3 separate regions of the Mus musculus genome follow, and regions 1 and 2 are each linked to region 3. The links are chromatin loops, found by intact Hi-C in ENCODE. Cell type or tissue: left cerebral cortex. All regions are shown on one strand.

The links. A loop is a pair of places that touch in the nucleus more often than their neighbours do. Peaks named below come from ENCODE experiments on the same cell type or tissue, not always from the same donor. Only the 100,000 strongest peaks of a DNase experiment are listed, where the experiment ranks them.
Region 1: a loop joins it to region 3, with 9 times the contacts of the local background. A loop is called at or near these places in 34 of 42 quality-filtered maps.
Region 2: a loop joins it to region 3, with 2.3 times the contacts of the local background. A loop is called at or near these places in 2 of 42 quality-filtered maps.

Annotation. Positions count from the first base shown.
Region 1 is chr19:23,520,208-23,528,207 of GRCm38, reverse strand. It overlaps Gm34012 (a long non-coding RNA gene), which reads right to left. Exons shown (of 3, transcript XR_386614.2): 2 at 5,598-5,696; 3 at 5,156-5,216. Among named protein-coding and RNA genes, the nearest start is that of Gm34012, 27 kb to the right of the region's middle. In left cerebral cortex, a CTCF peak has its summit at 4,284 (motif pointing right); DNase peaks (open chromatin) are centred at 4,289, 6,158 and 7,414; H3K27ac peaks cover 771 bases.
Region 2 is chr19:23,294,339-23,302,338 of GRCm38, reverse strand. It overlaps Gm24263 (a small nuclear RNA gene), which reads right to left and starts at 6,010; the gene lies at 5,904-6,010. Gm41821 (a long non-coding RNA gene) reads right to left here and starts at 2,409. Exons shown (of 3, transcript XR_877770.2): 1 at 1,948-2,409; 2 at 1,496-1,763. In left cerebral cortex, a CTCF peak has its summit at 3,221; DNase peaks (open chromatin) are centred at 2,131, 2,731 and 3,237; H3K27ac peaks cover 1,443 bases.
Region 3 is chr19:23,368,997-23,376,996 of GRCm38, reverse strand. It overlaps Mamdc2 (MAM domain containing 2), which reads left to right. Exons shown (of 14, transcript NM_174857.3): 5 at 2,942-3,079. Among named protein-coding and RNA genes, the nearest start is that of Gm41821, 73 kb to the right of the region's middle. In left cerebral cortex, a CTCF peak has its summit at 3,480 (motif pointing left); DNase peaks (open chromatin) are centred at 1,985, 2,337, 3,102, 3,468 and 1 more place; H3K27ac peaks cover 925 bases.

The DNA.
Region 1 (8,000 bases), 150 kb before region 3:
TTCTTTTCCTACTTTTATCTTTTTATTTTCTTCCTTTATCTTGTCGCTAAGACTCCAAGTTTTCTATTAACTAGAAGTAGAGAGAGTGGATGTGCTTTATCTGGTTTTTTATTCATAAGTATAATACTTACTTCATAAGACTAGTTTAGAAGCTTTCCTCATTTATCTACCTTATGGAATAAATTAGATATTTTAAGTGCTATTTCCTTGAAGTTCTGCTAAAGTTCTGCAGTGAATCCATCTTGTCCCAGACCTCTTGAGGTGAGAGAGTCTCTGTTGATGCTTCATTATTGTTGCTGGTTGTAGAACTGTTTATTCACTCAATCCTTTCACTTTGGCTTAATTTGGGCATTTCACATGCACTTAGAAATTCATCCACTTCTTTTAAGTTTCTTAAATTAGTAGAATATATGTTTTTAAGGTATGTCCTTATTATTTTCTGAATTTTATTGCTACCTTTTGTAATGTTTCATTTCTCCTATAATTTTATTAATTTAGGTCTTCTCTTCCTTTGTTTTGGTTAATTTGTCCAAGTGTTAAACAATCTTCTTTATTATCATTGATATCTGACTTTTTTCATTATAATTAATTAGGATACAAAATCTGATTTTAATTTTCATGTATATGATGAGACTTTCTTTGTGTCCTACTATGTGATCAGTTTTAGAAAAAGTTCCATGAGCTGCAGATAAGAATGTATAATATAAAGTGTTTGAATGTAATAATATGTAGATATCTGTGAGAACTATTTAACATATCATGACATTTAACTTCAATGTTTCTATGCTTAGTTTTTGACCAGTTGACCTGTTTATTGTTAAGAGTGGTGTATTAAAGCCATCCACTATCATTGTATTGAGATTAATCTGTGTTTTCATATATTGTAATATTTATTTTATGAAGTTGGGTATGCCCATGTTTTGTGGAAATGTTTTTGAACTGTAATCTCCTCTTGGTAGATTATTATTATTTTAATCAGTATGGAGTGACCTTCCTTATCTCTTCTGACTAGTTTGGGTTTAAAGTCTAGATTGTTAAACATTAGACTACCTATACTTTCTTGTTTCTTAGTTTGTTTAAAATAACTTTTTTGATCTCTATGTTAAGGTGGTCTCTATCTTTGATAGTGATATGTATTTCTTGGTGGTAGCAAAAAAGATGGGTTCCTTTTTCTAATCCAATCTACTAGTCAGGCTTTGACTGGGGAGTTGAGATCACTAATCTTAAAAGTTCTTGTTATCCTCTCATTTTGTTTCTTGTTAATGTTTTCTTGTACCTCTTTTGTTTAACTACCTTCTATTGCTTCTTAATCCCTTGCGTTCTCCTTGGTGCATTTGTCTATCTCTTCAGTCCTATTCAATTATCATCTTTAGAGTAACTTAGGTGTCACAAACTCCTTTAGTCTGCTTTTAACCATGTAACATTTAAATTAACTATAATAGATAGTTTTGCTAGGTATAATAGCCTGTTTTGGCAGTTGTGATCTCTCAGAACTTAGAATAATCTTGCCAAGTCCTTTTGGCTATAAATGCACTTAAATGTTTTCTGGTGGACCTGCATTTGTAAGTGACTGGACACTTCTCTCATGCAGTTTATTTTTTATACCTTTCATTATTCTGTATTTTAGTGTTTCAACTATAGAATGCTATGGGGAGTGTCTTATATCATCCTGTATATTTGGTGTTCTATAGGCTTTGTAGTCTCTGGATGAGTGTCTCCTTCTTCAGGTTTGGTGAATGTTCTTCTGTGAGTTTATTTTTATGCCTTTGATGTGACTTTCCTTCTTCTGTGCCCCAAAGTAGAAGATTTGGCCTTCACACACACACACAAATACACACACACACACACACACACACACACACACACACAAACACACAAACACACACAAACACACACAAACACACACAAACACACATACACACACATACACACACACACACACACAGAGAGAGAGAGAGAGAGAGAGAGAGAGAGAGAGAGAGAGACAGAGAGAGAGAGACAGAGAGAGAGAGTTATCATTGCCCTATCCTTTATCTTGTTTTCAAACCCCAATAGTGTTTTAAATGTGCCCCATTCCATTAGTGAGGCTTCCCACTGAGGTTTATTGAGCTTCTTGCTTTCAGCACCATTTCAGTTTGCCTTCTCTTCAATAACTGTATTTCTATATTGAACTTTGTTTTTCTGTCTTAAACTGTCATCCTCACTTCATTCAGCTCTTTGTTTTTATTCTCTTGAGTACATTTATATACATTTTTTGAGTTGTCAAACACAGAATCATTCTTCTGAAGTAATTGTCTGAAAGTTCTCCCAGGTCATTCTTACTAAGGGTCTAGTATTATGGGAATAGTGATTCTTGAAAACATGTTGTTTGCTATTTCATGTTATTTTTGTTTCCACACTAGAACTAATGCATTTGGAAGCAGTTTGCTAGTTGAGGTTTTTTTTTTTTCTCTTCTTTTTGTTCACATCAGCTTCCATCTTTCCGTGAAGGTGTTTACAGTGTTCAGAGAAAATTAAATAATAGTAGTAGGATAGAGAGGTCATTTTCCTCTGTGCAACTGCTATTTTGGGCTCCAGGCTCTTTCTGTAGTTATCTTCTGAAAGTCAGCTACCGTCTGCACTAACAGTTGTTATCCAAAGGCCAAAACACCCCCTACATTGTCTCTACTTCTGCTGTTCTTTGGTGTGGCTCTTCCACACTTGAATGCCCTTTATTTTACCTCTGACCCAGTTTTCACTTCCACAGCCTGCCATATATGGTGTGGAATTCTGTGTATGAGGTGCTTTTACCTGGCTCATCTCCTTGCTCTTCCCTCCCTGAGTCCACATCTTCCAGCATGAGTTGTGAAACTCCCCTGAAACTGTATCTCCTTGCCCTGGGTATCCCCTTATATTTATTACTTCATTCAGGAGGACTCCACCCTCATGACCTAATTACTTCTCAAAGGGTTAACTCTTAATTCCATCACATTGAGGAATAGGGTTCAATGCATGAATCATGGGGCATCGACTTTCAGTCTACAATGAAATGTGTTACTTACTTTCATCTCTGGGTTTTTCGTGTGATTTAATTAATGCTAAGCAGATGCCCCTAAGAGCTTTGGAAGACAAATGTTCACATCATGGGGCTGTTTGGGAGCAAACATGGTAGGCAGATGTTTGGGCTCTCATAGCAATTGCAGCTGAGGGCTCAGTGGCTTTGTGGGTATCAAGAATCAGAATGTGGAGAACCCACTTTCACAGAGATCAGCAGAAGTGGTGAGGGACCTTCTGATGGTAGCAGAAGTTACGAAGTATGGTTCTGGAAGCTGATCCTGGAAGCTCAGCCTAGTGCTTGATTCTAAGAGTAAAGAAAAAAATTAGAAGTCACAGAGTAAAATATGACTTGCAGGGGAGATTTTTATGATGTGCTAATGGGATCTGGTGTATATATACCTTCTCTTTCAATAGTCATGTCTAAAAGTACGAGACTGTTCAGTGGTTTTATTTCTCACTGCCTGGGAATGCTTGTTTGCACAGACAACCTTATGTCAACATTGACAGCTACATGAATAGGAGTGAGGCAGACAATACAAGCCACATGACCCACTACTCATGAGGTCACATAACATACATTATCTTTTCCTCCTTTTAATATACACCATGCTTTTGATCTTGAGATTCCTCAAAATCTTGACTCCCTACCCCCCTTTTACTTCAGACTCATTGAAAGTGGATATTTGCCAATAGCAGATGAAAAGCTCATTTGAATCAGGTGGAAACATGATCCTAGAGAAACAAATACCTGGACACAAACTTTAAATGATTAGTCTGTTTATTGTAGTTTCCCCTCTCCTCTAATCAGTTTATGATTATTAATTTTTTCCCATGTAGATCTTAGAGTAAGATCAAACAGAAGGCTGAGTGGTAAATCTGCTCCAATCCACAGTCATGGTTTCCTTCTATTAACTCTTTCACTACTGTGAAATAACCTCAAGATAGCAGCCTGCAGTTGTTAGGTCAGACATACATTAAAAGTAGAAGTGCCAAAGAAGGGAACACTTAATGCTGGTATGGCCTCTGTGCAAATCAGTGTGGCAGTTCCTCAAAGAGCTGAAAATCTACCATAAGATCCAGCTATGCACCTCTTGGGAATATATCCGAAGAGCTCTCTATTATCTCACTACAGACTTATTAGCTAATCTATGTTCATTATTCCTAATAGCCTGGGCTGTTAAGAATCAACCCAGAATCTGCCTAGCTACCAACTGAATTACTACCCCCATGTCATTCTCATATCCACCACTGGGTGGCACCAGCTGCCAGGTGTAAGATTGGCTGCACAGGACAATTTTCTTGGGGCTGCTTGTGGCATTCCCTGTGCATCACTTTCTGGGATGCACAGAAAGTGATGCCCAAGGGAAAGTTCTGTCACAGGTTTGCTGAAAGCATGTACTAGGGTGGGGCTCATGTTTGACCACTTGACCTCTTCTTTCTCAGGCATTTCTGCTCTTTAGATCCCGTCCTTGTCCTTAGAGGACTCAGTTACCGACTAGCCAGTGGCTGGCTACATTTGTTCTTCCAAACAGGGAAGTGAGAAAGAAACTACTCAGCTGGTCATGAAGCCTGGAGTTCAGATGGCCAAAGCACACAGGTCACTGAAGGAGGAAAAGAAGACAGATTTGAAGTCATCAAAAATAAAAATGTGCATCAAAGAACATTACTGAGGAAGTAAAATCAACTTTCGAGCAGAAAGTGCATTTGCAAACCACATATAAAGTTTCCTGAAGAGTAAGGAATTCTTATGGTGCGATAACTAATAGACTAGAACTAATTAGAATAATCTAACTTAAATATGGGCAGAGGGTAGGACAATGCCTACAATATATACATGAAGAACTAGCAAGGAAAACAGAAGATGACCCACACCATTAGCCCTAGGGGAAATCAAACCCTAAAAAGGCCTTGCTACCGGGATGGCCATCACTTACAAAAAAGGGGGGAGTTACTTCTGAAGAGGAGACACAGACTCCTCGCCTGTACTACTGGAGTACAAAACACTTGCAGGCACTGTAGAAAAATTAGGCGGTCCTTTTTAAAGTTATGCATTTCTCAAAAAAAAAGTTACTCATAGAGTGGGGTATGGTGGCTCACACCTGTAATCCTGGCACTCTTGTGAGGCAGAGGCAGGCAGGGGTCTGTAAAATCAAGGCCAGGAATGGCATCATAATAAGATCCTGTTGAATAAAAACAAAGAAAGAAAGTTAGACTCAGAGTCACTAAACATGCCCCAGAAATCTTATACACAACACAATAATAAACACACACACAAATACACACACACACACACACACACACACACACCACTTAAGCACGCTCACCCTAGAAGGGTAAGTACAGTGTATACCTATGAGTGGAACTTCTAGATCACATGACATTCCATGCTTGGCTTTGTGAGAAACTATCATCCCATTTATGGGAATCCCCCCTTTAAGTCTGCTTCTTCTACGGCCCAAGGCACATGATGGCAGGGAACACGAAGTCAGCAGGGAGTGCTAGCTGTAGCCAAACATTGAATAAAGACATTCCTTCCACATGAGCTTTTATTGAAGACTTACTATGTGTGCCAGGTACCAAGGACACAGATCGGTTAGGTTATCCTCCACGGTAAAGCTGTGGCTTATGGCTGAAGGGGCGCATACTCTGCTGGGGAGAGACTGTAAGATACATGAACACAACCTTATATGTAAGCAGAAACTGAGTTGAAACAGGCCTGGGTTTTTATACAGATGATGGTATTAAGCCAAGTTTGCTTGAGTGGGCCGAGGATTGGGGAGATGAAGAAGCCCCCCAGTTGTGGAGATGCAGATCCTGGATGAGGGCTCAGGGCACTGCAACAGTTTGGATCATCTCTAGAGCTATTTAAGATTTTTGCAAGTTGCTTTCCTTACTGTTGTAGAAAATAAGATTGACTTAAATAAGGTAGGAAAGTTGTTGGGGAAAGATTATAAATTAAATTTCTGTCTGATTTGGAGCCATTATTGGCACCTGAAAGAGGGTGTTTCAGAGGCTTATCTTTAGAACGGTTGTATGACTGACGGGGTTTTTATGAGCAGTTGGGACGGCAGGGAAATGGAACTCTGCATACTACCAATTCTGACTAAATGTCCCCATACTGTCTAACTCCTTGGCATGACACACTTGTGACTCAGACTGAGGTTACAGCAGCAGGAGTTGTTCTTGGAGATACAACATTTTCGTTGGTTGTTTTGAGACAGGATCTTGCTATGTAGCTCAGGCAGATCTCCATCCTCATACCTTTGGTCTCTCCTTGACTGCTGAGGTAACAGACATGTACCACCATGACTGTCTGACATACAGTGAAAAAAATCTGCTCATTTTCCTTTCTACTGTATGCACAGAAGCAAGACAGGGCACGATGAAAATGCCTTCTGATGGCCAAAGCTCAGAGCTCATCCTCTGTCCTCTCCAGTCTTTTTCCTTACACACTAACCTTCTCACCTATAGCAAAAAAATCATGTCATATATATAAATATACATGTATACATATATGCATGTGTATGTACAATATATATTACATATATACATATACACATATAATATATTATATATATGTGTTTTATATATACATTCAAATGGAAATTAGAAAAATAAGTTTTAAGACAAGAGACTAAAAATCGGAAGACTTGACCTTCTAGCTGTCAACAATGCCCTAAAAACCTGAGTTCTTCTCATTCCCTTTCTACGAGATGGCACCTTCTCAAATGAGCTCTTCTTGGAGTCTCAAAATGGCTGTAAGCCCTGACCTGTGTGCTCCCTGTCCACCTCGACAGCATAGGAAAATGTCATCCCAGCATCCCCCATGGAAGTCCTGAGGTCACTCTGCTGATCTCGCTGAGGTCACGTGCTCACCTCTAATCTAGTTGAGGTGGCTAAGCGGTGAAAGCAAAGCCACAGGCCAGGTGGCACGCCTTATGCCTACGGGCAGGAGTCGTTTCTAAAAGCATGTAGCTCTCTGAAATGGCATCAGAGGTCTGCCCTTTACTGATGTATTTCCAAGAGCAGCAAATTGTTTCAGGTCCACTTGCAGGCACACCTAAGCTTATCTCTAGCTAGATAAGCTAGAAAAGTAGTCTAACTTTTCTCAGCCTAAGCATTCCTACTTAAGTCGGAGTATTATCTAGAAACAAGAACCATGTGGAAGAGTCCAGAACTGTGTGGAAGCTTGTGGCCAGAGACACACGATCACAGAGAGGTGGTCAGCGGTAAAGACTCCTTTCCCCTGTAACAGTGATGAGGTGATGTCATGACTTCAACTCTCCAGACATCTGTTGGGAGGTTCCTGTTGCTAAAAGTGGAAGGACTGATTAGAGGACAAATTGCACAGAGCCTCCGCTCATTTCTAACCAAAAGGGAAAGCCAGTTGGTGTCCCAGAAGGTATGGTGACCGTAGGAGGAAGTGACTGAATCATCTCGGAATTTGTAATGGCAGGGAAGAGGAACAAATGGGCATGTTTAGACACACCCATTGGCTTTTCTTCTTTTAATCTGAAATCAGTAAAATGAGTTTGTAGTGTGTTTCTAAAAGGGACCATCACTTACGAAGAACGCGTAGCTTACAATAAAAGGATGCTTACTTTGTAATCATGGCTTATTCTAATGACGGGGATGCAGGGAGTGTCCCTTACAACCACCCAAAGAGAGGAATAGAAAGAACAGAAACAGAATTTTGAAGGAAAAGTGCACAGTCAAGGCTGAGCATGAGACCAGAAGCACAGATTTGTACCAATAAATCATACAGAAAAGCCAGCAGGGAGCAAGTTGATTGAGACTGGAAAAATATTAAAAACTAAGAGACTCTTTCATCTCTACCTTTGTGTGTGTGTGTGTGTGTGTTTATGTGTATGCGTGTATGTGTATTTGTGTGTGTGTGTGTGTGTGTGATTTGTGTATGTCTGTATGTATGTGTGTGGTGTGGTGTGTGTGTGTGTATGTGTATG
Region 2 (8,000 bases), 75 kb after region 3:
GAAGGAATGAGGGAGCCAGAGAGGTCAAGAACACCACAAGAAGACCTACAGAGTTAACTAACCTGGGCCCACGGGGGGCTCACAGAGACTAAACTACCAAACAAAGAATATGAATGGGCTGAGCCTAGGCCCCTTACACACAGGTAGCAGACCTGCAGCTCTGTTCTTCATGTGGGTCCCCTAACAGAGTAGGGGCCTGTCTCTGAATCTGTTGGGAGTCTTAGATCCCTTTCCCATAGCTGGGCTGCTTTGTCTGTCCTCAGTGGGAGAGGATACATTTAGTCCTGCTGTGACATGATATATCAGGGTGGGTGGGTATTCGCGGGGGCGGGGGGGGGGGGCTCCACTTCTCTGAGAAGAAGCATGAGGGGAATAAAGGAGGAGGATGGTAGGATGGGACTGGGAGGAGAAGAGGGAGGAGGCTGCAATCCGGCTGTAAAGTGAATAAATAAACAAATTAATGGGGAAAGGGGAAGGAATAGGCTCTCTCCTTCTACCTACCACACGACCGAACTTGATTTGGCGGGTTTATCTGCAAGTATCTACATGTACTGAGCCGTATCACTAACCAGGACACAGAATCTGTTGTTGCTTTTGTGTTCTTGGTGCCCAGAAACAAAATCAAATGAGCAAATGAATTTAATCTCTCCCTCACCCCTGAAATGGAAATGTTAGTAGCATTTTTCACAGATGAGAAAGCCAAGCATCAGTACTGCGGATGTAGCTCAGTGATAGAGCACTTGCTAAACAGAGCAAGGCCTGGGCTTTGATCCCAAGCACCATGAAGACAACAAAGTGAAACAACAGAATATCAGAAGGTGGAAAGTTACTTAGGACTGCATAGCTCTGAAGTGGCGGTAAAAGTCAACTTCTTAGCTTTGCAAGGCTGTAAATCCGCTGGCCCCATCTGTGAAGAACACCATGCCTCTCTGCATGCCACACTACTTAGAAAATAAAAATACTCAGCCATACAAAAACCAACATCCCTGGGTTTATAGAGGAAAACTAACTTCATTATGTAATAAGACAGGATTGTATTAATGAAAATTTTTCCTATGATTAATTAGACACTGAGGTGCAATTGGATTTTGATGTACATTAGGCATCATAAATCCCTCACAGCATTGGTTCCACCTATAAGTATATTACATTTGCTGAATGAAGGAACGAACACTCTTCACCCACAATTATCTGAGTTCATAGTGAGGTATTTGTGCTGTGTGACAAATGAATAAAGCATTTCTCTGGCATCCTTGACAGTGACATAAAGTCTTCCGTAATCATTCCAGCTAACATTTATTGAAGACCTACTGTTTCCAGAGACAGGCAAAGATGTCGTCATAGGCATTAACTTATTTAATCCTAACAACAACCCGTGTGTAGATCCTAGCAGCAGGTTCATTTTCTAGATAAGGACATTTAATGTTTTCCAGATCAGCAGTCAGTGCAAGACCCGGGTTTGAAACCTAGCCTGTTGCCCATCCTGTGTTCTAACCTTCTCTAAAACAGCCTCCTCAGCCTGCTAGCTTCTCCCTCAACTCCATCAGCGATGTGGATGATAGAGTAGCCGAAGGTTCTTAGCTTCCGTCTTCTAGGGTTTATTGGCTATACAAATAGCTCCAATATGGGGCTAAGGAGGTGGCTCAGTCAGCAAAATGGTGCCCTGCCACCATTAGGACCTCAGTTAGGAGCCCCAGGCACCTTGTCAAAAAGCTTGATGTGGTGGCCACTCGATGAGCTCTAGGTTCAGTGGGAGACCCTGTCTGGAAGGGAAAAAAAAGAGAGGAGTGGGTTAGTGGGTTGGAGAGACAGCTCAATGGCTTAGAGTATCTTTTTCAGGCAGCAAGGAAAGAGGTAATTATTACTGGCAGTTGCTAAGAAACGACTGCCGGGTTTTTAGTGTCCGTTTTAGAGTCAAGGAGGTGGAAAGTGAGCGGAGTGACTCACCTTGCCTCATTTGTGCTCCTTGCAGGTTTCATGCTTCACTTTCCTCTCCAGGTTGCCTTTAGCATTTGACTATATTCAGTGTGGATGGAAATAGAGGCAGATGTAAGCACAGCTTCCGTAGTATCTCCAGGTTTAGCAGTGCCCAAGAGGGAGGCACACCAGTTACTAGGTGCTACTTAACCATTTAATCCCAGTCTCTGCATTTATCCCAGTTCTCGGCAGCACCTAAACACCCAAGCTCTTGAAATAGAGACAGCTTTCCCTGCAGATTGGCTTCCCTCTTATGATTCACCATCTGCAATGGTGATTATTTATGTAGAGAGGGGAGGAATTGCACAGATATGGAAAACGCAGTACCTCTGATGTGAGGTCTGGCTTAAGATGGAAGAACTAAGTTCAGAGATGATAGCTTAAGATACCTGTGCTCTGGGCGTCTCAGCAAGCATGGAGGTTACAAAGACATGCACAGATTAGTGAAGACAATGGGATATGAGACAGCCAGCACAATTTCAAGACAAACGATGTGGTCACGTGCTCAGACTCCAGGGGAAAGCCCAGGAGCGGCGTCTGACAGTAGAGATCCACGGTGGAGCTTTCCAGAGGTCTGGATGCTTTTGTGACTTACTCTTGGAGGGATAAGACTTGGCTTCCTTGATGTCTCATCCCTGTGTTTCCCCATACAACCAGAACTGGGGAAAAATACGTTTTCATAACTAATAAGTTTTCTAATACGACTGGATTTCTGGCATGTGGATCTCTGTAAAGACATAGCACATACCAGAAATTAGGCCCCCTGCTCATGGATTCTGGATGCCTCCACTCAAATTCTGACTCGGCTCCTTACAAACTGGACTTGAGAGTAAGTCTTTTTTTTAACCCTCTGGATCTTTTTCCTACTTTGCCAAAAGAGATAAAGTAGTTACTATGAAGAATAACAAAAAGTAATAGGTGATAAGACATAGCAACACACTCCTGCTGTCCCAACACTTGTGGGGCTGAAGAGAATCACAAATTCAAAGTCATCCTTGGTCCTGTAAGAAATTCAAGGTGGCCGGTGCTAAATAAAACTTGGTCTCAAAACAAAGTGAGGCCCTCAAAATACCCAACAACAACAACAACAACAACAACAATGTAATACATACAAGAACATAGACACATTAAGTTTTGGACACAAAAGTCTTCCCAGTTTATGTGATAAGGAATTAGTAAAATTCAGTTATTTTTGTGTCTCTTTCTGTATAAGAAAAGCATGAGCTTAGAGTGCCATCTTAAGGATAAAGCAGCCATAGAATCCTACCAGGTCACCTTCCTTTTCTTTAACCAGTGGCTAAGCAAGGTCTTCTCCTTCCCACCGATGTGACTGACTGTAGTTCTCCTGATTTGTACATTAATTCCTCAAAAAGCTTGTGCAAAGTTAGACTTCTTTACAGATCCATCTTTTTAAAAAATTATCACCTAATTTAGTTTTCATGAGCTGTGTCTGGATTATTTAATTGTTCAAGAAAAGCACTTAGTTTATCACAAATGTGCACATGGGTTCCAAATACCAGAAGGAGTATAAAAGGTCGCCTTGGAGGTCTATAATAATTTCGTTGGTCCTTTTGGTTGTATACTACTTTTTAATCTGGATAGCCCCTCTTCTAACACTTCATAAATTATTAGACTGCACAATGAATGATTGCATATTATAAAATATGCAATGGATTCAAATCCAACCAAAAGTCTCCTAAAAACAGTTTTTAAATAAGGCAGGAGGGCCAGTTAGATGGCTAATCAGATAAAGATGCTCACTGCTAAGCCTGATGAACGGAGCTTGATTCCCAAAACCCACATGGCAGGAGAGAACAACGCCTGTGAGTTGTCAAGTGACCTCCACGTAAGTGTTCCCATGTGACGTGGAAATTGCTGGTTTCTTTGGAGACTCAGTCTTGTCATGTGATGTTTCTCTGGAAACTGTCTTATGAGAGGATGTTTTTGTTGAAGCAGACACATGGAAGGATGGTTTGCTAAGAACAGACATGTGGCAGGGTTGTTTGTTTGTTTGTTTTTGAGGCAGCCTAGAAAAGGGGCCTATGATGTTTTGCTAGTGCAGATGCTTGAGAGAACATGAGATGTTTGGAAAAGATATAAATCTAGCCCAGTGGACAGTGGATGAGGCTCGACGGTGTTGGTATGCCTTGCCATTCTTTACTGGTCATTGTTTGGCTTTGCTGAAGCTGTTCTTCGCTGAAGATACCAAGTGGTATTGGTACACCTTGCCACACAGCCCAGAAGGGCAACTAGAGATATGGCCACTGCTGCTGCATCTTGCAGTGCTAACCCTGCAAGGGGGACGACAGCTCAGGGCTGAAGTGATACCTGCATGCCCAGTGAGCATGCAGGGCTGTTGGCACTGAGGGCAAGGAGGTATGCAGTTGCCTGGAGTTTATGCAGATCCTGCCTTCCAACCCTCTGCCCAGCCACAAGATGAGCCTGACCCTGAACAACAGCAAGACCTTTGAGATGAGTCTCAGAATAATACAGTATTTATGGCACTTTAGAAAACAGAAACCTCATTGAATCAGACCAATGACTCATTCCAATAAAAATTTGTACATAAAGCTGCTTGGGAAAAGCAATATATACTGTGTGCGACGTGGCAATTTGCAACGCCACTTTGATGGTGAATGTTTGATGGAGAGTTAGGAAAGATGGGTGAACGAATGGCATATATGCTAGAGAGAGGTAGAAGACTCACCAAGGTAGAGATTTGGTGGCATCAGCAGCAGGTATGGGGGTGCACATGAGGTGGACAAATGAGCTTGTCATTGTCTGAAAGGACACATAAATCCCATTTGTCTCCATTTAAGGATCAGACCTGATTTCAGGGGGTGGGGAAAGAGGCCATAAGGTACCAGTTCCAGGAACAGACCATAAAATCCAGAAACAAGGTCATAGCCCACCCCCCAAAGAACAGCCTGGGGAAAACCACAAAAATAGGGAAATAGCTTATCTCAGGATGGGCCATCTGTGCTGGGCAGCCCTATCTCATCCTATTGTTAAATGTTCATGACATAAGAATGCAAACCACTGACCACCTGGTACCCCCTAGCACTCACCAATGAAATTTTAGATTACCTAATCCTAGAGAGTCCCACAGTTCCCTATAAGAAGGCCTGAGTGCTCTTGTCTGGGGTCACCATTTTGGAGAATGGTTGACCCCGCATGCTAGATGCTTCTTCAGAATAAATGTTGTTTGTCTTTGCAGACTATCTGAGTCTGGGGTCTTCCTTCAGTGATTTTCAGACCCTTACATGCACAGTAGAACCAGCAGGGAGGTGTGCAATAGCCTAGAACTCACATGGGCTTTGCCCGCCAACCCAGCAACAAGCTGCTCAATCACACAATCACCCTGGCTCTGAGCAAAAGCAAGATATACACACGAGTTGAAGAAAGGTTCATTTTCTGGATGACATGTTGCTGTCCATAGTCTGTGCTGCTGCTGGAAGCCATGTTAATGTCTGTGATCCTTGCTGCTGCTTATTGTCATAGGTGGGAATACTTCTTCTGCAGTGATATCAATGACTGCAGACTCAAAATTGAGAATGAAAGTCATTTAAGGCTTCTGAGGAAACCTCTCCCCCACCAAAAGGAGGGTGGGACAGTCCAGGCAGGAACCCATTGAATAGAGTCCTTAAAACTTGTGATAAACACGCTGAAGCATAGCTCTTCACAATTGATGGCTTCTGGCTGAGATGGGGTGGGAGGGGTGGGAATGGACTCAGTTATCTTTAAGGGGCTGGCTGCTGGGAGCTTGACCATGCTCCAATGAGTATATGAGCAACACAAATTAGACTTAGTGTATTTGTGGGGGGCAGGTCATAAGAGTAGGAGGTGGATCTGGAAGGGATGGAGAGCAAGTATGATCAGGGGTATTATATGAAATTCCCAAATAATCAATAAAAATATTGTTAGAAAAAAATATGAACTGCTTCACAAATTTGCATATTATTCTTACATAGGGGCCATGCTAGCATTCTCTTTACTATTCCGGTTTTTGTGCATGTGCTGCCAAAGCAAGCACAAGTTAGAGCCAACCCTTCTAGGATGTATAACCAACCCCCTGGGCTTAATTTCCAACACGGGAATAAAAATGTTTTTATTTAATTAAAAAAGATAAAGTACAATAAGTGGCATCCAAATGTTGGTAGCAAACAATAGCTGTGGAATTGACCTAAAAACAGAAAGAAAATTATGCCTAGAAGTGGAAGCCCAGCCACCTTCCTGGGGCAAGTGAGGTCATGGGCATTAGAAAAGTATGTACTGCCAGTACTTGGCTAGACCAGTACATTTCCTTACTAAATTCTAAATCATATCTTTATACATATCGTGTAGCTACCACTCCTCACTAAATAAGACTCTCTTGACAGCAAGTGGAGACCATAACAGAAAAACCGTAACTTGATACAGTGCAGAGGTCAAGGGATCATGGAGAAGCCAGCCCCACCAGGTACATCTACATCATAGTGCCTGCCATTGTGGCTCAAGGAATGTTCTGGAAGAGAGGTTAGAAAGATTATAAGAGCCAGAATATTACCACATTTTTGTGTGTGTGTGTGTGAGAAAATCTTCCCCTAGGAATGGCTGAATAAATAAGACAGGAATAATGGCAATATCAATAGATGTGCAAATGTGGAATGGAGCAAAGCTACCACAGGTTCCAAAAAAATTATAGGCAGCTAGTGACCGCTGAGAAAGAGAGAAATAATCTCTCCCAAAGATAAGTCCTGTATTTATTGGTCAGCCCTGAATATATATATATAGAAACAACAAAACACAATTCCAGTGGGTTGTATTTATATTGTGTTATGTTGTACATACATACATATGTAAGTAACAATGAAAGAAAAGGAGGTTATCAAATTGAAAATTGAGGAGTCATGATATTCTGGAGGGACAAAAAGGAAGGGAAAATGATAATGACTGATAAAGTTAAAACTTCAGGGTTGACGACATGGCTCAGGAGGTTAAGGAGCTTGCTGCCAATTCTGCATGAATTGACCTGAATTCAACCCTAAGAACCCACATAGTGGAAGGAGAAAATCAACTTCTGCATAATAAATGACAAGTGCTGGCACGGAAGTGGGAAAAGAGAGAGAGTCTAATGAACCGCTAGTGGGGATATAAACTGATGGAGCCCCTATGGAAATAACTGTAGAGGTTTCTCAAAAACATATAACAGACCTATCATAGGATCCAGCCATCCCAAACTAAGGCAGACAAGGAAACAAAGTAGGAACTACCTTACCATAGGGACGTTCACATACACCAATTGTTGCGCTATTCGCAAGAGCCGAGGTATGGGGTGAGTGTTTGTTCTCATTTCTTCATGACTGTCATTCGGACTAGAGTGAGCTAGGATCTCCAGGCAATTTTCTTTTTCCCTAATGCATGAGGGTGTCAAACAGTTTCTTAAAATATTTATGGGCCATTTGTACTTCTTCTTTGAGAATCACTTGTTCAATTTATGCCATTCTTTGGTTTGGATGATTTGGGGCTTTAATTTAAAGCGTTCTTGTTTTGTTGGAGGTGCTTAGCTTTTTAAGTTCTGTATAGATATTAACTCCCAGTCAGCAGTATAGTTGAGCCAGTCTTCCTCCCGCCCTGGAAACTATCTCCTGACTCAGCTGATTGCTTCTCTTGCAGTACAGAAACTTCTTAGCTGAGTGCAATTCCATTTATCAATTTTTGGGAATTATTTCCTTAGCTAGTAGAGTCCTTTTCAAAAATCCTAGATGATGCCTATATCTTAAAGTGTTTTCCTTAACAGTTTCAGGACTTTAGGAGTTACCTAAGATTTTTAGTGCATTGTGAGTTGATCTCTGTACAGAGGACGTAGTTTATTCCTGTACGTGAAGATAACTAGTTTACCATTTGTTGAAAAACACTACTTCTTCACCAACGTTATGTTTTTTTATATAACTTTGTCTACATTTCTCTGCTGTAGCTGTGTAGGTTTGAGTTTCCATATATTGCACTGATCACGTGTCTGTTTAGGGTCAGGGCTCTGCAGT
Region 3 (8,000 bases):
TGATAAAAATAATTGCTGGTTTGCTGTGAACTCTGTGTGTGTGTGTGTGTGTGTGTGTGTGTGTGTGTGTGTGTGCCCTTTGCCAGAAGAGCAGACAATCTATCCTGTCATCTACTTTCTTGTTAAACTGCTGCTGCTGCTGCTGCTGCTGCTGCTGCTGCTGCTATCTTAATGATCTCTATTGTCACTTAGATCCTAGCTGGTGTAGGCAGGATCAATTGTCTACGTGACAGTTTTGAGAAGGCAGGAAGAGAGGATAGTCCCTGGTCCACGGGTGCCTGACTATTCCTCCTTAGACACCGGCCATTACACTTTACATGATGAGAGGCTGGTGTCTGCGAAGGTGCACATGGGAGGAACGGGTTCTTTGGGGGGCTGAGGCTGCGAGATCTGAGCAGACAGGTGCAGACCCCAGAGCTGAGTTGTCAGAACCCTCAGGGGGCTTCCTATAGAAACAGGACTCAGGGCAGGGAGCCTGGCTTTCTGGAATTATGAGGTAGGGAGGTGCTAGAGTTAGCCTGCAGGGGACAGGCATGCAGCTGTGGCTTCAAGATGATGGCAGTGGTGTCCATGAACTGGAAACAAGGAAATACAGATACATAGGACCTAGGAAAATCCCAGAAGAAACACGGATTTGTAGGGATTATAGAATGAGGACCTTAAACTGGGGGGTTGGGATCAGAGAGTAGAAAAGAAAAAAAAAAATCAGTAGATCTGAGAGACACCTCAGCATTGACAATATTTAGACTGGAGACTCAGCTGAAGTCAGTGAAGGGTTAATGCTGCTCCTGAACAAGGAGCCTACATGAATGCCCTGTGCTCTGGCTTCTATGTTTGGTCTTTCACTGATACCTCTAATGCAACGAAGAAAAAGAGACTAAAAAAAAAAAAAAGTACTTTATGTAGATGCAGAGAACTTCCATTCAGTCTCCTCCTTTGAGTAGTCTGGGTGCTGCCATTCCACACACAGAAGCAGTCAGACACATTTGGGGAGCTCCGCTGGATCAGTCCCTGACTGCATGTGCACGTGGGCACGTGCATGTATACACACACACACACACACACACACACACACTTGTCCTCATCGCCAGTAAAAAAAGAAAGAAAGAAAGAAAGAAAGAAAGAGAGAGAGAGAGAGAGAGGGAGGGAGGGAGGGAGGGAGGGAGGGAGGGAGGGAGGGAGGGAGAGAGAGAGAGAGAGAGAGAGAGAGAGAGAGAGAGAGAGAGAGAGAAAGAAAGAAAGAAAGAAAGAAAGAAAGAAAGACAGAAGCTGGTTCCCGTGATGGCTGAGAAGTAGAGTTAAGGGTGGTTGACAAAGTACTGGCACTGAAGTAACGTTCAGTTCTTGCCCCCAGATGATACGGTGGCTTCTGGTTTGGTTACAACAAAAAGGATGCCACACTGTCACCCTTCCTAGCTCTGTGTTCTCCTCTTCTCTTGGTTCCCCTTCAGTGCAATTGGATTCATAACACTGTCTATCTGGAGCGATGCTGGGGATTAAGTGAGTTCATAGAAGAAGCTTAGGCTGCTGCCTGGCACACTAAGGAGGATTTTGCTTTTTATTCCACTCCATGACAGCCCTTGGCACTACATGTTGAGCATCAGTTGGCAGATACTGCCGTGGTAATTTGAAAAAAAAAAAAGAAATTTTAAAATTTGTCAGTGCACGCTGACAACTGTCCCAGCTAGGATTCTGGTGGGAACGGGGTGGCTCTGTGGGGTGTGGGAGTGGAGGTGGGGATCCGCCTCTGTAATTTGAAGAAAGCCCATTGACATCAACCAGACCACAAAGCCTTGCAAAGTAAAAATGCCAACAGGTGCTGGCACAGTGACCAGAATTAGAGCCAGCTATGACTCATAACCTGCCATCTGGCTAGCCAAGGATGGTCAAGGCCATATTTGACCCTTCGCTTCCTAGCCAGGACAGGAAGAGGAATTACTAGCAAGTGGAAAGGGTGGTTGTATGGTCAAGACTTCTGGTTAGGCTGTTCCTTCTATAAAGGGCCATAGCTCACCATGGTAGTCTGGCAGTGATGGAGATGGGTTCTAAGCCTGATATCAACCTCTTTCCCCTCCCTTGGTGGAACCCAACAAGGGGGATGGAGCAGTAGAGAAGAATAGGACGGGAATCATCCTTTGTTTGATAATTGCAGGATTATGGGGTCAGCGGCTGAGTTATGTTTATAAATTCCCTGCTAAAAGAGTTTGTTGATGAGAAGCAATGTACAGAAGCAACACGACACCATTCCCAAGCACAGAGATTTTACTTCAGTCTTCCTCATCTCTAGGCAGGAGTTGCAGAAAGGCCCTGGTCCCAGTGTGCTCCTCTCCCACATACTCTCACTCGACTCTTACTCATCAGACAAGTGGGGGGGGGGGGTTTCAGCATCTTGGAAACGTGCCTCTGAGTTCTGGAAGTCTTGTTCGCCACAGAGAGATGGAGGGCTGGGCCATCAGGGAACAGAAAGGGTGGTGGAGAAAATGTCTAGAGCTGAGGAATAACTCTAAAATAGTACAGTAAAATAGACACATTAGAGCTGTGAACACAGGTCACTGGTAAAGTGCATGATGAACACATACAAGACCTTGGATGTAGCCCCGGGACCAAAACTTTGACCAATTGATTAATTTAGTAGGCTGACAAAAACTCATCAGCTAATATCAAGCATGGACATACTGAGAGCTGTACATGGCTAATAGGAGAACAACAAGCCACATGGCTAATAGGAGAAAGGGCTCAGAGAGGCAATGATGAATCAGAACATCGACTCATTACTGGATCTCTCTCCTTGCCCGATATTGTTCTGAATTTCTGGTCGATGGTTGAGAAAAAGAGCCCTTAGAATGACTAAGGTCAGAGTATGCAGTCAGTATGGGTGTCCCCCCCCCCCCCCGGTGTAACTGCAGCTCCATGAAATGTCTGTTTACGTCTCTTCCTCCAGAATGTGACTTTGAAGAAAACCATCTCTGTGGCTTTGTGAACCGCTGGAATCCCAATGTGAACTGGTTCGTGGGAGGAGGAACTGCGAAGAACACCCACTCCATCCTCCCACAGGATCACACCTTCAGGAGTGAGCACGGTGAGCCGACCACAAATGCAGTCTTCTTTCCAGGGTGAACGTTGCCTTCAACTCCCACTGCCTGGCTTTGGTCGACAGAATAAGGGGTGGGGACACAATGGAAGACCAGGTGGAAGAGGCAGGAGAGAGGGACAATCTATGAGACAGAAAACTGCAGACATAAGCTTGTATGTAGCTAAGGAAGCCACAGAGTGAGTCTTCGGCTCATCTATAACCTTGGCTGTTTTTACATTCCCATGAAATGTTTTACTTCTTATCTATTTGGCTGTTCTCATTTCTAAAGACAAGGCTGTCTTTATTAAAAATAGATCGCAGGGTGACCAGCCCTTAAGAATTTCCCATGAGACCACCAATGCTAATGATTATTCCTTCTGAAGGGTGCAATAGGGCCCCCTGGTGGCCAAGTACGCAAGCACTCTGCAAGGAAAATGCAGAGGCTCTCACAGCGAGGGCAGGAGAAAGTCCGAAGGTAGACCAGAGCAAGGGTGTCCTTCCTCCGGTGTCTCACTGGTCACATCTGGCCTTGGTAGTTTTGTAAATCACTATGTCTCCTCATCTCCAAGACAGAGCAGTCCCCCAGTCTGTGGTCTTTCCTAAGTATTGCGAAGATCCTGGCTTTCCTCGAAAGCGAACGTAAGGACATTGGATCCTTTGCATTTTCACTCCTGATACATCCTCACAGATAGTGAAGAGTCCATTCAGTTTTGATTATTTACTCATGACTGCGTGGACCCTTAGCTGGACACAAGGCAACTGTTTGTGGTTTCTTACTCTCTGTCCTTTACTGACTGCAGTTTCTCATTATCTAAATGTTTAAAAACATGTCTCCAACTTTATGTCCAGTGTATCCATTCTACAGGTCACTTGGGCTCTGGAGTCTACATCTTGACAACACCACTCTCTTTGTTAATACTCCCCCTCCTCCTTGTACCCAGAATCTCAGACTCAGTTTTCCACAAGGGCCAGATAGATTAAGCAGGTGGCCTTCGGACTAAGTGAGTGTGGCAAAATAGACAGTTGACACCTGTGCAGAGTGGTCATCTTTGATTACCTTGTATAAGAATGTAAGTCCACTTAATAAGTATTTGGATTTTTTCTTAAATTCAAAAAGAAGGGGATATTTAAAATTTTTTCAAATAATTAAAAAAAATAGTGAATATGTTTTAAAACAATATAAAGAAAATTACTATATGCACTGACAAAAGGTTAGCTAGCTCCTTTTCAGCCTCTATTTTACAGGCTTCTTTAAGACCTCACCTGCAGGAACTCAGCTCAGTGGTAAGAGAACTTGCCTAGCCTACACAAGATGCTGAACTTGTTCCCCAGCACAATAAACAACCCCTGCTGCCATGGAAACTTACTAAAGAAAGCATTTAATTGGGGGCTTTCTTACAGTTTCAGAAGTGAGTTCAAAACCATTGTGACAGATAGCATGGCAGCAGGCAGGCAGACAAGGTGCTAGAGGGTAGCTAAGAGCTTGCATCTGACGCACAATCCAGAGGAAGGAAGGACTGAGCCTAGCATGGAAAGTCCCCCTTGTCCTCCCCAGTGACATACCTCCTCCAACAAGACCTATCTTCTAATCCCTACCAAATAGTTCTACCAATTGGGACCAAGCTTTCAAACATATGAGTCTATGGGAGCCATTTTTCATCCAAACCACAACAACCACTCAACACACATATGCTCATCACACACACACACACACACACACACACACACACACTCCGTGCATGAACACCCATAAAGTCACCCTATTACTTAAATTGAAGCATAAAAAGATGAGCTCTAAAGATTCTAAAATATTTATCTAAGGAGTTCCGCCCACACGATACCAAAGGTTTGCCCAGTGTGACTCTTGCAGAAAAAGAAAACTACCAACACTCTAAAGAAGATAGAAATTGCCTCTCTTATTTCATTTGCCTTGTATTGGATATATTGATTTTTCTCTGCACTCTATCAATTTGGGTGGCAAAGGAAAGATTAAATGATCCAGATGTCTGCCTGCAGCAGCAGATTTTGCTCTCTGTGGACTCATCTCATGTTTGTTCATATACTGGAAGCAACTTAGGCCTTTGCTTTTGCTAAGAAGCAGAGACTCACACAGCTGAGATCAAGGGTGCCGAACACATTCCTGGGTCTTTGTGTGTAGAAAGGGAATGGTGAATATGTCATCTGCAAAATTCGGTGTTGTTATCAGACTTCTTTCATTAACTTGTATGTTTCTAACAGTTTTTCCCAGGCAGAGCTCTGGTTTTTTCCAATGGTGCTGTCCCCAACATCTTGTTAAATGATAGAACAGATACTGCACGAGGAATTATGAGATTTCCTTGAGATATGGAAGGGGACATGATTTTTTAACTTTTCTTCTTTGTTGATATTTTACGAAGCAAAACAAAATCATTTCAGGAGGTAGGTTGCTGACAGCACAGATCAGTACCGTTGGCACCTTGGCAAGAAGGGAGGTAATTGATGGAAAAATAATGAGGAGAATTCATTATTTTCCTGAGGCTTGAGGTATTAAAAAAACAAAACAAAACAAAACAAAAAACAAAAAGCAAGCTGCTCAGAATCCCACTCTGCAGGGAGCTGGACAAAGATTCAAAATCTAAAGTCAGATTAGAATGATTTTATTCTCCTAAAGCCCATGAGATGGATGAATCAGCTCTCCACAGTCAGGCCATTTTTCTCACTTGGGTTGGGATGAAGTTTGAGTGTCATCAGAACCTACTCATTCTCTCTGCATCAACCTGCTCAGGTCGTGGCACTGGCGCCCAGTGGGAGTGTGGCTTTGTTAATTTCCTCAGCATTGCCTGCACACATAGTCTGCTGAATAAACACACACACACACACACACACACACACACACACACACACCATGTATTCCTAGTCATCTTCACAGATCAACAGCCTCATTTCCAAGGATTAAGTGCAGCCAGGGCACAACTCCCACATTTCTCATGGGATGCAGATCTTCTCTCAGGCTCTTCCACAGAGCAGCGACAGCAGGGAGATATGCTTCATCTCTTCCTGTCTCTTTACTTTTCTCTTCTTTGGCTTTTCCCCACTCCTTGTACCGCTCTGGCTTCTTTGATGTTCTGGAGGCATAGTGGGGTTCAGAGCATAAAAGAAGGACAATGGACACGAAGCTTTACCTGACTGGTGTTGGTTAATCTTAGGTTGATGTCCTTAAACTGGAAATGGTAAAGTCTACTTCTCCCATGGCTGATGAGATTTGCACTCTACAGTTCCAAGAAAGAAATGATGCTCTTTCTGGCTGATCTTCTCTGAACCTCTACCAGCTTTTAGGGGTAATGGACTCATCTAGAACTTCTCTACCGCTCTTACCATGCAAATAGTCTTAAGAGGATTTTTCTGAAGTGCAGTAGCCCGCTTAGGCCAAGAGAAAACTCAATGTCTCTGCTCCATCAAACTCTGGAAAGTCATTGGCAACAAACTTTGTCCTCTCGGCTCTGTCTATCAGATTCTTTCCTCTCCCTGTGTGCAAGGAAGGCAAGCACCTCTCTCTGTACTCTACACACTTGCTTTTCACTGATCATGTTCTCTCTAGAACTCTAATCTAATCCAGGCTGACGAGATGGCTCATTGGGTAAAGTGCTTGTCATGCAAGCACGAGGGCTAGAGTTCAGATCCCTAGAACCCACATAAGCAGGGTGGTCCATTTCGAGATTCAGGGGATTAGCCAGAACAAGCTTGCTACCCAGGTCAGCTGTGTCAGCTCTGGGATCAACTGAGAGACTCTGCTTCAATGAATAAGGAGAAGGATATTGAGGAAGAGTCCTTGAAAAAGAAAAGGAAGAAGGAGGAGGAGGAGGAGGAGGAGGAGGAGGAGGAGGAGGAGGAGGAGAAGGAGAAGAAGAAGAAGAAGAAGAAGAAGAAGAAGAAGAAGAAGAAGAAGAAGAGAAGAAGAAGAAGAAGAAGAAGAAGAAGAAGAAGAAGAAGAAGAAGAAGAAGAAGAAGAAGAAGAAGAAGAAGAAGAAGAAGAAGAAGAAGAAGAAGAGAACAAGAATGCTGGGCAGTGGTGGAGCGCACCATTAATCCCAGCACTTGGGAGGCAGAGGCAGGGAGATTTCTGAGGTCAAGGCCAGCCTGGTCTACAGAATGAGTTCCAGGACAGCCAGGGCTACACAGAGAAACCCTGTCTCAAGGAGGAGGAGGAGGGGAAGAAGGAGGAGGAGGAGGAGGAGGAGGAGGAAGAGGAGGAGGAGGAGGAGGTGGAGGAGGAGACAACAATGAAGAAGGAGGAGAAGGAGGAGAAGAAGAAGAAGGAAAGAGAAGAAAGAGAAGGAGACGGAGAAGAAGACAACAATGACAACGACGACAACAAACAAACATCTCTCATCTCCTCCATGCAAAGATCCAAGGCAATTGCAGAACTGAGAACTGTCTGCCTATATGATGATGAGATTAAGAGTCAACTTCCCTTTTCCATTCCCTTACTTAGCTGCTCCCCTTGGATCAAGATAAGAAAGAGAAAGAAGACATGCCACAAGCAAATATAGCAATGACAGTTCCTTTAAAAAAAAATCCCGTCTCTAGCCTTCTCATATTTCCATATTAAAGGGAATATATGGGATAAAGTTTAGAATGTCACTTTAAGTGACAGGTATTGCCAACTGCTGTATTAACAGTCCATCTCTATGGAGATTCTTAGCTATATATGATGACACAATCCTGTACTCCCACTCTTGGAAGGCAGAAACAGAAAAATCAAGAAGTCAAGGCTTGCCTGAGCTACATAGCAAGATCTTGTTTGACGAAAATTAACCCCTTCCTTCTTTTTCTTCAAACAAGGTCTTGCTGTGTAGCTCAGGGAAGGAAAGAAGGGAGGGAGGGAGGGAGGGAGGGAGGGAGGGAGGGAGGGAGGAAGGAAAAAGTGGGGAGGGGAGGGAAGGGGAAG